Linked DNA regions of Homo sapiens: region 1 is linked to region 2. A link is a loop called in an ENCODE intact Hi-C map of the cell type or tissue named here. Cell type or tissue: gastrocnemius medialis. All regions are shown on one strand. Links, peaks and the distances in the headings refer to the core of each region. The heading gives the core; the rest is flanking DNA. Region 1 overlaps CT69 (cancer/testis associated transcript 69). Region 2 has its middle 34 kb from the start of SGK1.

Region 1 (2,919 bases), core at 249-2,748, 110 kb before region 2:
TTGAAGTGAGTTGAGGCTCCTAATTGGAGAATGACTGGTTGGTTATCAATTTAACTGCTTGTGAGATTGTTAGTTTTTTGAGTAGAGGTCAGGAATAACACTGCAAGAGAATATGTTTTCCAAACTCCTCCTATAAATGCACCATCCAATTAAAGAAAGCTGAGATAACATTACTTCAAGGCACTTTCAAAAAAATGATGTCAAATTTTGCACACAAGTGGAGTGCTGCTTTTATTTCACATACGTGCTCATATCTGTTTTTAATAGAATGTTGATAGAGAAATCTTGTTACTGCTGGAAAGAAATGAAGAACAAATGTTCTCTTACAACTTGCAAATTTCAACCAGTAAGTTCTGGGTTTCTTGGACTAGTGAGCATAAGTATCAGCTAGTGTGTTTTCTAAAAAAAGGTTTGTTTCTGGGCCCATATTCTGGGAGCTTCTGATTCAGTAGGTAAAAGCAGGGTGCAGCAATCAGAAATGTTTATAATTATGCCATGGGATTTGGATGCAGGTGGTCTGCAGACTTCACTTTGAGAATAATAAAAAATAAGAACCCTGATTTGTGAAAGGTCCTATAGGATCTTGGTTTCCTCTTGAGCGCAACTGTTACTAAATTATAATTCAGGTACCCAGCTGCCAGGTGAATGGCTTTATGTTTTGATTATAAGAAAAGTCAAATGGCCAAGAAACTCTTAGAACACGCTTTACAGTTCTAAAAATGTTTATCTTTTCTATTCTTTAATTGACTGAGGCTTCTGTTTAGGTTAATGCCACAAATGTTGATGCCACAAGAGTGAAGTACAGAAAGAAAGTTCATAAAAATATTTATTTGGCATCTGGCAAACTATAAAATATTTTCTCACATGTTACCTAATTTGATTCTCATGGTAGCTCTGTCGGGGAGTCAGGGCAGGTATGTGTTAATTTTGCCTATGAGCAAACAGAGGTCTGAAGAGGTTCTAACTTGCCCAATACCAGATAGTAGAAATAAACAGCAGAGAAGCCACTCCTCCTGGGACTGCTCATGCCTAGGTTATGCAGTGTTGGTTCAACTACCTTTCATGGTCCCCTAATATATCCAAATATATTCCTTAATGTCTTTCTCTCCTGACTCTTTCATCTCTAGAGACATTGCATAGGGAACATTTAACACTGTGCTCAGGAGGAAAAGGAGGAGGGTTGGATGCTATTGTGTGTTCAGGATTAAATGAGATAATATATGTGAAAGTCTTTGTAGTTATAAAATATTATACATATACAAGCATATATTATTATTGCATTGTATATTGCATATTAGATTATTGCTTATCCTTTTCAGAGCATGACTGCATCATATAGGAAACTCTTGGCCAGGCACAGTGGCTCATGCCTGTAATCCCAGCACTTTGGGAGGCCAAGGTGGGCGGATTACTTGAGGCCGGGAGTTCAAAACCGTGTCTCTACTAAAAATAGAAAAATTAGCTGGGTGTGTTGGCACACGCCTGTAATCTCAGCTATTCGGGAGGCTGAGGCACGAGAATCGCTTGAACTGGGGACATGGAGGTTGCAGTGAGCCAAGATTGCACCACTGCACTGCAGCATGGGTGACAGAGCAAGACTCTGTCTCAAAACATAATAATAACAATAAGAGAAATTCTTGAAACTTAGAGTTTCTGAGAAAAAGAGTTACCAACAATAAATTTAATAATACATTTTTAAAAATTGAGGAAGGAATACATGCAGAAATAAATAATAATTTAAAAGATAATGAGAAACTAATTAGAATAAGCTGAAACATGATTGAAGTTCGGTTGTGGGAGGAGATAAATGACTCATACTGAAAACTACCTAAAATAGCACATACAAAAGCGTTTATAAGCTTAGAATTTCTTATTTTATTTTCTCAGAATATTTCTGGTAGTTAAATTTGAGGCTTCCTGCGATGTGGGCATCTCAGAGGAACCATATAGATTGGCGCTTGTACTACAAAATATCCTAAGTTGACTGGGTTTAAATGTGGTTTTTTAAATTTACTTTTATTGTCATTTTCCCCACTTACCCTGACTTGAAGCTCATGAAAGTAGTTTTTATATCCTGAAGTCAAGGAGGCATTGTTCAGCCGCATCATTTGCCTACTTCTCATAGCTTGAAAGGGGAATAAAAGGCAGATTGCCTCACCACCTTGCTATTTTAGTCTCCTGATGTCTTGTGGTCTCGGCACCTCTCCCTGCTTGTAATTCCATATTGCTAGTTGTAATCAAATCCTACCTTGGAAAGGTCAGACTTGAGCAGGAAGAGTGCAGTCATTCCAACAGCTGTCGCTCTGGGCTCTCCCGCTGTGTCACAGTGTGAGGCGTGTGCACCACTGCACTCCAGCCTGGGTAACAGAGGGAGACTCCATGTGAAAAATAAATAAATAAATAGAATAAAATAAATGAAATAAAATTTCTTTGGAATGGCTACTTTCTCGTCTTCTTGAGCTTCATGAGGGGCTTAAAAGCAAAGATTATTTTTCTGTGACATTTAATGGCAAATACAGATAGAAAGAAATACGTTTAGGATGTTCCAGGGGTTCGAAAAACATGTTCATCCAGGCCCACTAATTTGGTCTTTTTCTTCTTATTATTCTTATTCTCACTCTTCTTTTGTTTTGGACACGGGGTATGACTCTGTCACCCAGGCTGGAGTGCAGTGGAGTCATCACAGCTCACTGCTGCCGTGGCCTCCTGGGTTCAAGGGATCCTCCCACCACAGCCTCCCAAGTAGCTGCAACTACAGGTACACGTCCCCACACCTGGCTAATTTTTGATTTTGTCTTTGGGTAGAGATGGGGTTTTGCCATGCTGTCCAGCATGGTCTCAAACTCCTGGACTCAAGCAATCAACCTGCCTTGCTCAGCCTCATACAGTGCTGGGATTAAAGGTGTGAGCTACCATGCC
Region 2 (2,919 bases), core at 132-2,631:
TGTTTTTAAAGGAAGTAGATACCAGGCTCACACGGAGAAATGCTATTCCAGGTGGGGCCGGCGAGGCACAGGGACTGGAACAGAACTGCACAAAGGAAGAGGGAAGCTGGAAAATACCAATCACAGATAGGAAGGACTCTGTTCCCAAGATATCTTCATCCAGCAATCACGATCTAGGCACTGCAAGCTGCATTTACTGCATTTCAACTCTCACAAACTGTCATAAGTTTAGAGACTACAGCTTAATTTTAGGACATACTCTTGGTCTGTCAAACTTGTGTAAAGAGAAAAGGTCTCCTATTTAAAATTCGTGGGAGAAGAGCAAACCTCAACGTTTAGGTCACATTTAAGCCATTTTTGAATTAATGAATGATCAAGATGAAAAGCACAGCTATTCGAAGCAGATCTCAAAAAAGGAAGGGTCTCCTGTTTAAAATTTGTGGGAGAAGAGCAAACCTCAATGTTTAGGCCACAATTTAAGCCATTTTTGAATTAATGAATGATCAAGATGAAAAGCAGAGCTATTCAGAAGCAGATCTCAGAGATTCCTCACACGGAAACTCACAAGCAAGCAAGTTACTTTCTCCAGGGAACTTTCCCATCTATTAGCCACTTGAACATCTTAAATGAGAGATTAGTCAAACAAAGAGCCTCAATACCACATGGAGTGACTCACTCCTGGTTCCACGGAGTCTCTGAGGGGCTGACAAGCAATCCACTCCTCTGTTCCAAAGAAGAACTTATTTATGTGTGAGTTCAAGAAGAGAAGATAACTTCACATCAAACTGAGACTCGAATTAGAGAATGGGCAGATACCCAAAGACCTATGTTGATGGAGAGTGTGATGGCAGCTACTCCCTGCAACTGGAGAACCATTATTTCTCTGACCTAGGATTTTCTCATTTCTGACTTACCACTGTGAGAAGTTCCTACTTTACAAAGTCTCCCTGTCCTGTAACTTCTCAATCTGACTTACAGCTCCAAAAGACCACAAGGTTGTAAATCAGACTTCAATGTGTTTCTTCCCTTTGCCTGACTGTGGTTAAGCTGTCTGAGAGGTTGACAACAGAAATATAATGGGAATTCAAAAGATATAATCACATCTAAATTGCAGGGTCAAAGACTTAGCCAGGAGCTAAAGTGATTGTGCACAGCCCTGTTTTAGATCTCAAAGCTGCAGACCTAGGGAGCGCATCACTACTTACAAAGTTTACCCTACAGTACAGCTGGGAGTTCAGATTTTTGAAATGTATTGATGAATTAATTTCAATGAAATACATGGAAATTTATTGAGTATAGAATAATTGCTAAACTTAAAATCTAGGATTCATTCACCCAAAAATATTGACTGATTATAATGTATCAGACTCTGTCTAGTTGCTAGGGAAAGAGAGACAAATCAAAAGGTGAGCCTTGTTTCCAACAAGCTTATGAATTGGAAGAGGACACATAAATAAAATGAACCAATGATCTGATACAACACAACATGTGAGAAGGACGCAGAGCAGCTTAAAGGGAGAGCTTTTAACCCTGGGGGTGTCAGGAGTGGTTAAGAAAGGGCCCTGCAGAAACTGACATCTGAGCTGGTTCTCAGGGAGAAATAGCAGTCACCAGGCAGCCTTTGGGGGAGGGAGAGTGGAGGGAGGGGAAGCCACAAGGCTTTCTTGGAAGCAAAGAAAACAGCAGGTGCAAAAGAGGCATGAAATAGTATCTTGTCCTATAAACTTGCAGTCAGTGTTACTGACGAGTTGGATGGGAAAGCAACAACAGGCAGCAAAGAGATGCCTGGGATAATGGGAGTAGGTGCAGCTGGAGGGCTAGGAGCTGGCCAGGGCCCCCTGTGTCACACCAACTCTCATGCTCAACCTTGATTCAGCAGGCAGTGGGAGGCCAGGAAGAGGCTTTCAGAAGAGCTATGATCAGACTTGCGTTTTGGAGGGATATCTCTGGGTGAAAAACAAAACGAAAGAAACTATGCTGATAGCGCGTAGCTTTTATAGTCTGGTTAGAAATGTCTCTCACCAGTATTTTTTTAGTCCTCTAAGTCATATTTAAGAGCATTAGCCTGTCTTCTGATCCTTTGTGACCTATGCCAATTGCTATATGATGTCTTTTATTCCCCCAAACACAATCAGCAGCACTGACATGGAGTGGAAGGGGGAGGTTTTAGGCTGCCACCAGCTCCAACCCCTTTTTACTTGCTTCTTCAGCTACCCCAAGTAATCATTTCTTCTAAATAAAGCTATTGTGCTTGCTCTTCAGGGGCAGCTTCAAGACAAAGTTCTGAGCCCCCTTTCCAGCCATGAGCAGCTCTAAGTCCCTTCAGCAGAGTATACAAATCCGGGAGCATCCACTGACTATCAGCAAACGACTCTTAGACTTACAGATAATTGTTAGGTTCTTCAAGAAAGCAGAGGTTTCATAACGTTCTTGTGTAAGGCCCTAAAGGAAACTTCTCATCAGAACCCCACTAGTCTACAATGATTGGGAGAGGCCTCTGCAGGTAGAACCTATGAAGAAAGTCTCCATTCTTCAACAATTAGGACCATTACTCCTGAAATTGGCAACAAATGGTTTGGCCATTGGCTATATCCTCAGCTGAATTCCACAAGAGTCATTTCAGGTATGAGCTGCCACATAATCATATTCTATCTGAAAAGCCTAAAGTATAAAACACAGTGTTGATGATTATCTGAAAAACTAGAATGAATTTCCTGTAGTGCTTTCAAAACATAAAACTAATAGCTATTCATAAATGCCTTTCTTTGTTATATACCTTTTATTTGTTTATTTATTTTTGAGACAGAGTCTTACTCTGTCACCCAGGCTGGAGTGTGGTGGCGAGGTCTCTGCTTACTGCAACCACTGCCCCCTGGGTTCAAGTGATTCTCGTGCCTCAGCCTCCCAAGTAGCTAGGAT

Evidence for each region. A loop is a pair of places that touch in the nucleus more often than their neighbours do. Peaks named below come from ENCODE experiments on the same cell type or tissue, not always from the same donor. Only the 100,000 strongest peaks of a DNase experiment are listed, where the experiment ranks them.
Region 1: a loop joins it to region 2, with 5 times the contacts of the local background. A loop is called at or near these places in 3 of 110 quality-filtered maps.

What each region holds. Positions count from the first base shown.
Region 1 is chr6:134,464,179-134,467,097 of GRCh38, reverse strand. All of the region lies in intron 2 of CT69 (cancer/testis associated transcript 69), which reads left to right. It overlaps LINC01010 (long intergenic non-protein coding RNA 1010), which reads right to left. Exons shown (of 3, transcript NR_038217.1): 2 at 2,249-2,357. Among named protein-coding and RNA genes, the nearest start is that of CT69, 13 kb to the left of the region's middle. In gastrocnemius medialis, for the core only: no CTCF peak of the experiment used is centred there; DNase peaks (open chromatin) are centred at 1,008, 1,537 and 2,277; H3K27ac peaks cover 2,500 bases.
Region 2 is chr6:134,351,070-134,353,988 of GRCh38, reverse strand. No RefSeq gene overlaps it. Among named protein-coding and RNA genes, the nearest start is that of SGK1, 34 kb to the right of the region's middle. In gastrocnemius medialis, for the core only: no CTCF peak of the experiment used is centred there; a DNase peak (open chromatin) is centred at 1,628; H3K4me3 peaks cover 626 bases; H3K27ac peaks cover 2,213 bases.